Linked DNA regions of Homo sapiens: region 1 is linked to region 2. A link is an interaction called in ENCODE POLR2A ChIA-PET data of the cell type or tissue named here. Cell type or tissue: endothelial cell of umbilical vein. All regions are shown on one strand. Region 1 overlaps VPS13D (vacuolar protein sorting 13 homolog D). Region 2 overlaps VPS13D (vacuolar protein sorting 13 homolog D).

What was found. ChIA-PET counts read pairs that join two places held together with the same protein. Peaks named below come from ENCODE experiments on the same cell type or tissue, not always from the same donor. Only the 100,000 strongest peaks of a DNase experiment are listed, where the experiment ranks them.
Region 1: POLR2A ChIA-PET joins it to region 2 with 6 read pairs; 2 of 35 experiments call an interaction of 5 or more read pairs at or near these places.

The regions. Positions count from the first base shown.
Region 1 is chr1:12,370,405-12,375,404 of GRCh38, forward strand. VPS13D (vacuolar protein sorting 13 homolog D) reads left to right here. Exons shown (of 70, transcript NM_015378.4): 55 at 3,346-3,454. Among named protein-coding and RNA genes, the nearest start is that of SNORA59A, 130 kb to the right of the region's middle. In endothelial cell of umbilical vein, no CTCF peak of the experiment used is centred here; a DNase peak (open chromatin) is centred at 2,557; H3K27ac peaks cover 203 bases.
Region 2 is chr1:12,320,890-12,325,889 of GRCh38, forward strand. VPS13D (vacuolar protein sorting 13 homolog D) reads left to right here. Exons shown (of 70, transcript NM_015378.4): 33 at 920-1,075; 34 at 1,647-1,857; 35 at 2,817-2,891. Among named protein-coding and RNA genes, the nearest start is that of VPS13D, 93 kb to the left of the region's middle. In endothelial cell of umbilical vein, no CTCF peak of the experiment used is centred here; no DNase peak of the experiment used is centred here.

The sequences.
Region 1 (5,000 bases), 50 kb after region 2:
AAATATAAATCACCTGATGAATAGGGCGTTTAAAGTCACATTCCTTTCCAAAATGTTCGGAACATTTTTGCATATGAATAAGATTTTTATACATGCCTGGGGCCCAGAAAATAATCTCTGGGTTTTTGCATTATCTCTCTCATCTGCTTAGAGTCCAGATTTCACTAGTAATAATTGAATCTGCAGAGAAGGACCATTCTTTCTTTGTCTGTTGACGTTCCCTTTGGGAACGATGGTGCTAGGATGTTTATCTTGTTGTAATTGAGTCAATATGTTTGTTTGTTGTTAATTTGTTTTTAAAGATTATGGCACTTAACAGTGGGACATGCTTAAGGTTTAATGCCTGAAAAACCGAATCTAAATCTGGTTGTTAGTCATGTTTTTCTCCTTATGTTCTATAAATTCCAGTAGTTACTAAGCTCTTTAACTGAAGAATCCTAGTGGAGGATTATGGGCTTAATGGGTTGAACCTATATGGAAGACATAAAAAGAGAAGCTCCTGGAATCTTGGTGTGCAGAATCTAACAGCAGAATTAGAATAATCTTGCTGTGCTAAGAGGTTGAACCATCTTTTGGAGTATATCAGATACTAATTATTTGCATTCTTGGAAGGAATAAATGATGAGGAAGAATAGTTTTTTTTTAATTTTGTTTTTGAGGTGAAACATAACATAAAAGTATTTTAAAGTGAACAGTTCAGTGGCATTTGGTACATTCATAATGTTGTGCCACCACCACCTCTTCGTAGTTCAGAGCATTTTTATCACCCCGAAAAGAAACCAAAACCTATTGAGCAGTCACTCCCCATTCCTCCCTGTCTCCAGCCGCAGGAAACCACCCATCTGCTTTTGGTCTCTATGGGTTGACCTATTCTGGACATTCACAGAAATGGAATCATAGGAGTGATCTTTTTTGTCTGGATTCTTTCACTTAGCATAATGTATCTGCGGTTTATACACATTGTAGCATGTGGCAATGCTTCATTCTTTTTTTTTTTTTTTTTGAGACCGAGTTTTGCTCTTGTTTCCCAGGCTGGAGTGCAGTGGTGTGATCTTGGCTCACTGTAACCTCCACCTCCCGGGTTCAAGCGATTCTCCTGCCTCAGACTCCTGAGTAGCTGGGATTACAGGTGCATGCCACCACGCCTGGCTGATTTTTTTGTATTTTTAGTAGAGATGGGATTTCACCATGTTGGTCAGGCTGGTCTCGAACTCCTGACTTCAGGCGATCCACCCACCTCTGCCTCCCAAAGTGCTGGGATTACAGGCTTGAGCCACTGCTCCTGGCCCATTTTTTTTATGAAAAGTACCCAGTATTTTTTGTGGCTGAATACTATGCTGTATACTACATTTTTGTTTATCCAGTTATTTGTTGATGGACATTTGGTTGTTTCTGCGTTTTGGCTATTGTAAACAGTGTTGCTATGAACATGCCTGTACATATATTTGTTTGAGTACTTGTTTTCAATTCTTTTGCTTTATACAGAAGAGTGGAGTTGCTGGGTTCTATTATAATTCTAAGTTTAACTTTTTGAGGAACCGCCATACTGTTTTCCACAGTGGCTAAACGATTGTACATTCCTACCAACAGTGTAGAGAGGTTCCAATTTCTCCACATCCTCACCAACATGTGTTGGTTTTTGTTTTTGTTTTTATTTTTATTTCTATTTTTGAGACAAGGTCTCTGTCACCCAGGCTGGAGTGCAGTGGCACAATCTTGGCCTGCTGCATCCTCAACCTCCTAGGATCAAACGGTCCTCCTGCTTCAGCCTCTCTCATAGCTGGGACTACAGGTATGCAGCACCACGCCCAGCTAATTGAAAAAAAATTTTTTTTTGGTAGAGACAGGGTCTCACTATTTTGCCCAGGCTGGTCTCAAACTCTTGGGCCCAAATGCTATCTACCTGCCACAGCCTCCCAAAGTGCTGGGATTACAGGTGTGAGTCACTGTGCCAGGCCTGGTTTTGTTTTGTTTTGTTTTGTTTTAAATGATACCCATCCTACTGGGTATGATGTGGTATCTCATTGTGGCTTTTGATTTGCATCCTTAGTAACTAATGATGTTATGCGTCTTTTCATGTGCTTATTAGTCATTTGTGTATATTATTTGGAGAAAGTGTATTCAAATACTTTCCATATTTCAAATGGAATTATTTACCTTTTTATTGTTGAATTGTCAGAGTTCTTCATATCTGGTCTCTTACCAGATGTATGATTTGCAATTTTTTTCTCCCATTATTTTTGTGAGTTTTCTTTTTACTTTTAGATTGTGTCCTTTCAAGCACAGAAGTTTCTCATTTTGGTCACATATAATTTATCTGCTTTGGGGGGAACAAAGATTACTTGTGCTTTTGGTGTCATGAAGACTAGTTTTTAACGCTGAATTAATCCATTACCTTTTTTTTTTTTTTTTTTTGCTAATAAGGGTTAATAGAAAGAGGAGAATAATCTAAATAAAACTTCCAAACATCCCTAAGTGTAGCCAGGCTGCAACATTCCATAAAGCTTAGGATTCTTTAGCTTCAGAGAAACGTAACACGATTGAATTGGAGGAAGTTGATTGGAACCCTTTGTTTTCTTTTCATCCTAAAGGGACTTCTGATTTCTTGCCAAGACTTGGGGATGCAGTGATGCTGATCATCTGCCTGGCAGAGTAAAGCTAATTTTTGGTCCCTTGAATTGTCTGGCTTGGTTTTTTTTTTTTTTTTTTTTTTTTTTTGCTTTTTTTGGGGGTTGGGGCAGAATCTCATTCTGTCACCCAGGCTAGAGTGTAGTGGTGCAGTCTCAGCTCACTGCAACCTCTGCCTCTCAGGTTCAAGCAATTCTCATACCTCTGCCTCGTGAGTAACTGGGATTACAGGGGCCTGCCTCCATGCCCGGCTAATTTTTGTGTTTTTAATAGAGACGGGATTTTGCCGTGTTGGTCAGGCTGGTTTCGAACTCCTGGCTTCAGCAGATCCACCTGCCTTGGCCTCCCAAAGTGCTGGGATTACAGGCAGGAGCCACCGTGCCTGGCCAAATTTTTTGCCTTTTTTTTTGGTGGGGGGGCCTCTAAAGATATATGGTTATACTTTTGCATCTGAATTTTAAGTCACTAAAATTATGAAGAGAAGAAAAATGTCAGAGTATGTCTTCTGAGAGATGAATCTTGGAACTGTGTAGGGAAAAAAATGCAACCCTGATCTTTCTGCTCTTGCATCAGACTTTTTCTTCTATCCTTTAAAAAATTTTCTTTTTAATAAAAGTTTTGGGCATTTGCTTATTAATACTTGAATACATGTGTGAGTATGTGTGTGTATACCTGTATATATATTTTTATGTAATATATATATTTTTTAAATTCTAGCTTGCAGGAGGGAACAGGCAGGCCTGTGGCTTCCAACAAGGCCATTACCTGTGCGGAGCTCGTTTTGGATGTCTCACCCAAGACACAAAGAGTCATTTTAAAAAAGAAGGTAAGAGAGCTTACAATCAGAGTTTAGAATACAAGGTTTTTAGCACTGGACGGGACTCAGGATCACCCAGTGCAGAGTCCTTATTTCATGATGAGGCCATAGGGACTTGTGTGGAACCCAGGCCTCTTGGCATTTCCAGGTCAGTGTTAGGGCGGATGAGTACCAGCTCAGGAGTAAGATGACTTCTGGAGTGGGATGTGATCACCAGGTGTGATCAGCAGAACGTGAATAATAAATATATGTGGAATTACTAAGGGCTGGGTGACTGTTAAGCAGACAAGAACAAATTTCTAAGATTAAGTAGCAATAATTGTAACATTTTATATAACATTTTATAACTTATAGAACATTTTCAGTTATTATTTCACTTGATAAGGATGACAGCTAGTAAATAGGTAATAAAAGAGTTACATTGACATTGAAAATTAGGTTAAAGTGTATGAACTGGCATGAAGAAATGGACCTCTCCTTTTTAGTTGGAAACCAAGTGTAGAAAGTTTGACATTTTAGGTTTTTGTTTGGTTTGTTTTTGTTTTTTTTACTTTTTATTTGGAAACAATCTCAGATTTCCAGAAAATTGGCAAGAATTTTACCAAAGTGGGGCTGTGATGTTGATTTGTCCCCTTACTGGTGACATTAACTTATTGCAGTTGATTAAGAAGGTGTGTGGTAGCCTTTTCCACTGAGAAGTGAGGCTACTCTTTTTCTTTTTATAATCAGTCAAGATTTTGTGGCGTGGTACGTTGAGACTACATAAACCTCCTATTTGTCATATTTTCTATATATGTATGCATATGTATATGTGTCATTCAGTATGGGCTGCTGTTTTATTCAGCGTGTTATCTGTTACTGTGTCAGTATGTGTATGCGTATGTATGTATGTATTTATTTATTTTTGAGATGGAGTCTTGCTCTGTTGCCTAGGCTGGAGTGCAATGGCATGATCTCAGCTCACTACAACCTCTGCCTCCTGGGTTCAAGTGATTCTCCTGCCTCAGCCTCCCGAGTAGCTGGGACTACAGGAGCCCACCACCACACCCAACTAATTCTTGTATTTTTAGTAGAGACGGGGTTTCGCCATGTTGGCCAGGCTGGTCTGGAACTCCTGACCTCAGGTAATCCGCCTGCCTTGGCCTCCGAAAGTGCTGGGATTACAGGCCTGAGCCACCATGCCCGGCCAGTATTTATTTTGATGCTCAGTTTTTCTTATCTTTGGCCAGTGGGAGCTCCTTTAACCTTCCGTGTGCTTTCAGCATGTGCCCTCACTCACTTCCTTACTTTCTGACACAGCAAGTTATCCTGGGTCAATCTTATATTTTTCCCTGCACCATTCCTGGAATTTGCCATTTCTCCAGGGAGCCCTCATCCCTTCTATCAGAGAATGGAATTTAGAAACCTGAGATTCATGAATTAGGTGCAGTTGTTGCTATTGTGGTGTTGTGGTTCCCAGGCTCTCTCAGAAGACAGACCTAGGGTTTTTTAATCTATGTATGCACAAATATACATATGTGTGTTTTATGTACATATTTATATACTGTACATATTT
Region 2 (5,000 bases):
CAGCTTGATAAATCATCAGGGGAGAATTTATAAAGTATGAATTTTGAATATGGCAAAGGACCTTGCTGTCACATGTTTTTCACAGCACTAGGATAGGTCCCAAAAAGGTGGTGGAGGGGGTGAAGAGGGTAAGAAGGACCCAAATGATTGGTCTTTTCTTTCCGCTGTGCTCTTCCTGAGCATGCAAAATAATTTGGTCCTAGAACTGGAGTCCTTTCTCTCTCTCTCCCTTCTTTCTCTCTCCCAATGAATGTATTTATTTTTTAACCTTTTATTATAGAACATTTCAAACATATACAAAGTAAACAGAATAATATAATGAACTCCATATATACCTATCACCCAGTTTTAATAATATGTTTATTTTTAATTATGAAGATATTGTGAGGAGGGAAAATAATCATATATGATTTCTGATAGGTTATTTTGGTGTGTTTCTTTCCTTAAAGTTGGGGAGTAACATTATTTTGGGTTGTGTTTTCACTTTGTGTTGTAACTGTCTTCTTAAAATCCATATGGTCTTTTTTGTCATTTTTAAATGGCTGCAAATATTCCATTGAGTAGATGTGATATAACCTTGGCTGCTCTTAATTTTTTTTAACTATTAAATAATGGTTTAGTGAATTTTTTTCTTTTTTGGCTAGTTCCTAGAGAGAAGTAGGATTACTGGATCAAAGGGTGTGAGATTTGTAAGGCTTTCGGGGTGTATTGCTAAACTGCCTTTTCCTCTGGGTGAACCACTGCGTGTGCTCTCGGCAGCGGTGGGGGGCTTCACTCTTCACAGTATTTATTTCAGCAGTTGTTATGGGTCTTATGATAACACATGGCTGACTGCTTCTGAGATAGCCTCTTTGTGCTGGTAGTTGGACCCTTCCTAAATCAGACATTAATTCTCGCCATATTGCATTTCATTCTGTAGGTGTTTTCATGCCGACTAGGGAATGAGCATGATACAGCTCTTTCAATTGTGGATCCCGTACAAATTCAAATGGAGTTGGTGGGGAATTCTTCTTATCAAAATAGTTCAGGATTGATGGATGCATTCAATAGTGAAGATTTCCCACCTGTCCTGGAGGTAATGATGCAAAATCTGTGCAATACGTTGATATGCTCTCAAACACTGTCCTATGCAGGCACTCTTATTTGCTCTGAGCCCAACAACCTCTTTTTTTGTTTTGTTTTGTTTTGTTTTTTGAGATGGAGTCTTGCTCTGTCGCCCAGGCTGGAGTGCAGTGGTGCGATCTCGGCTCACTGCAAGCTCCACCTCCTGGGTTCACGTCATTCTCCTGCCTCAGCCTCCTGAGTAGCTGGGACTACAGGGGCCTGCCACCGTGCCCGGCTAATTTTTTGTATTTTTTAGTAGAGACAGGGTTTTACCGTGTTAGCCAGGATGGTCTCGATCTCCTCACCTCGTGATCCGCCCGCTACATGGTGCAGTTTTGTGACCATTTGACCTCATAGTTGAGACATCTTACCTTACGGTTATTAGTGCTTACTTTCAAGATCTTTGCAATCTTTTAAATGAGAAATTTGGTGCAGTATCTGTTGGACTTTTAGAAGTTGAAATAGGAATTACATCTGTAAGAGATATGGATGTAAAACCAATGCAGCTTTAAAAAATTGCTACCTTTTTTACATTTTGTTAGATTCAGTTACAAGCCCTGGATATCAGACTCTCCTATAATGATGTTCAGCTGTTTCTTGCCATTGCAAAATCCATCCCAGAGCAAGCTAATGCTGCAGTGCCAGACTCAGTGGCCCTGGAGTCAGACTCCGTTGGCACTTACCTTCCAGGTGCATCTCGCGTTGGAGAGGAAATCAGAGAAGGGACAAGACACACCTTAGATCCTGTCTTGGGTAGGTGTTTAACTATAAAACCCACTCAGTCTTGCTAATAACGCTTCTTCTTTTTGACTCTTAAAATTTTCTTTTGCACAACTAAATTGTACACAGTTTAATTGTATGTCATTAAGTATAACTGTAAGTCCTAAGTATGACTCTCTCATTTTTTAAAATTTAAAAACAAACAAAACATCCCTAACCAACTACTCCACTATTTTTCCTCTTTCAGTTTTTTCCAGAGTTACCTGGATAATGCCAAAGTTGAGTTTTAAGCTTTGAGAGTTCTCCTCTGAAATTATATGAGTAACACTAAGTTTTATTTTTAAGCTTTTATTATTAATTTATTGGTTTATTTTTAGACAGGGTCTTGCTCTGTCACCCAGGTTGGAGAGCAGTGGTGTGATCATAGCTTATTGCAGCCTCAAACTCCTGGGCCCAAGCTATCTTCACTCCTCAGCCTCCTGAGTAGCTGGGAGGGACTATAGGTGTGTGCCATCATGCCTCACTAATTTTTACCTTTTTTTTTTAGAGACGGGGTCTTGCTATTTTGCCCAGGCTGGTCTTGAGTTCCTGGTCTCGAGTAGTCCCCCTGCCTTAGCCTCCCAAAGTATTGGGATTACTGGTGTGAGCCACTACTGTGCCCACCTCTAATTTTAAGCTGTTTCAAACACAGTCAGGGGAAAATGTAGGGGCCAGATGGTGGAATGAAGGGGCCAGATGCGAAATAGACCTTCCCCCCCCACCCCAATTCCTGGCCAGGACACCACTTTAAAAACACAGTCAATATGAGGAAGAGACTCAAAGATTTCAGGGTACACTTGATAGAATTCTCCAATTAGGAGTCCAGTTTTGCTTAGAGAAATGAAATGTTTTAGTCACGGGTTTTTAAATTTCTTTTCTTTTTTTCTAAAATTAGTTTGTAGATTAATTTACATAAAATTATTTATGAAAATTTTATGCTATTTGTTTCCTAGAGTTACAGCTGGCTAGGCTGCAGGAGCTGGGATTCAGCATGGATGATTGTCGCAAAGCTCTTTTGGCGTGTCAAGGTAATTTGAACAGGGTTCTGTTACCCGTTGTTTATCTTGATGATATGCTTCCTTCCCATTTCCTCTCTTACTTCCACAAGGTGACTTAGAGAGCTGAGTGTGTTTGGAGGACGCTTTATGTGTCTTCTCTGGACTGCATATCATCTTAGGTCAGTAATAATAACGTCACCCAGGCTGGAGTGCAGTGGCGCCACCTCAGCTCACTGCAACCTCCACCTCCCCAGTTCAAGCCATTCTTCTGCCTCAGCCTCCTGAGTACCTGGGTTTATAGGCATGCGTCACCACACCTAGGTAATTTTTGTATTTTTAGTAGAGGTGGGGTTTCACCATGTTGGCCAGACTGGTCTCGAACTCCTGACTTCAAGTGATCTGCCCGCTTTGGCCTCCCAAAATGCCGGGATGACAGGCAGCAGTCTTTAGTAGTGGATAAGAATTTGGGTTCTGAGGCCAGGTGCGGTGGCTCATGCCTATAATCCCAACACTCTGGGAGCAGAGGCAGATGGATCGCCTGAGGTCAGGAGTTCAAGACCAGCCTGACCAACATGGCGAAACCGCATCTCTACTAAAAATACAAAATTAGCTGGCGTGGTGGCTCATGCCTGTAATCCAGCTACTCAGGAGGCTGAGGCAGGAGAATCGATTGAACCTGGGAGGCGGAGGTTGCAGTGAGCCAAGATCATGCCCCTGCACTACAGCCTAGGCAACAGAGCGAGACTCTGTCTCAAAAAAAAAGGGGCTCTGGAGCTGGCTGACTGGGTTCAGATCCTTACTGTCTGCCACTACCTATTAATGACTTTGGGAAGTGGCTTTAACCTCTGTGAACCAGTGCTTCCTTATCTGTAGAAAGAAGATAAGAGGCTGTCTCCCTCAGAGATTTGATGTAAGTAAATGACTATATGCAAAGCACTAAGAAAGTGCTAGCACACAGCAAGTGCTCTATAAATGTTAACCACTGTTACTAGTGGTTGTGCTAATGGCGGTGATATTGATAATTATGACCATTTATTGAAGTCCTGTATGCCTATCTTTGTGTTTTCTTTTTGCATCCTCTTCACAGCCCTTGGAGGCAGACATTATTATTCCCACTTGAAATGAGGAAACCAGCTCAGATTGGTTAGGTAAAACTTCTTAAGTAAACTTGGTGGAGGTCACATCTTAGTCCCCTACGATGGACTTAAAGCCAGGTCTACCTGCCTCCTAAATCTGTGTTCTTTCTACTCCATCTCACTTCCTTTCCATCTCCATGTTTCCCTTTCTCTTCAAAAAGAGAAGTACAGCACAGGCTGCATTTCCTTCCATCTTTTTTTTCCCCCTTTTTTAAAAGACAGGGTGTCACTCTGTTGCCCAGGCTGGAATGCAATCATAGCTGTGGCGCAATCATAGCTCACTGCAGCCTCCAACTCCTGGGCTCAAGCAATCCTCCTGCCTCAGCCTCCTTTCCAGTCTTTACACTTGTGTGCACTTTCTCTCTTTCTACTTCTCTTTTTTTTTTTCTTTGAGACAGAGTCTCGCTCTCTTGCCCAGGCTGGAGTGCAGTGGCGCGATCTTGGCCCACTGCAACCTCCGCCTCCCAGGTTCAAGTGATACTCCTGCCTCAGCCTTCTGAGTAGCTGGGATTACAGGTGCCCGCCACCATGCCCAGCTAATTTTTGTATTTTTAGTAGAGACAGGGTTTCCCTTTTTTGTACAGGCTGGTATTGAACTCCTGACCTCGTGATCCACCTGCCTTGGCCTCCCAAAGTGCTGAGATTACAGGCGTGAGCCACTGTACCCGGCCTCTTTCTACTTCTCTACCTACTGTGGACAGTATATCCAACACACACACATGCACACATTACATTTTTAATGTACTGGTAGATTCTGTTGCCAATACAATTTTATAGTCTTTTAAAAATATTTTATTGAATTATGATTGTAATTCTGTTATGATATACTTAATATATCAGCAGCATCTTCCCATGTCATTGAAATTATTTATCAATACTGATCTTTTTACATTGACTCTAAGGATATATTATAATTTACTTAATCATTCTTTACTTGTTATTCAATATTATACACACTTCTATGTAGTAAACATTTTTTGGTGTGAACTTTTGTCTATGTCTT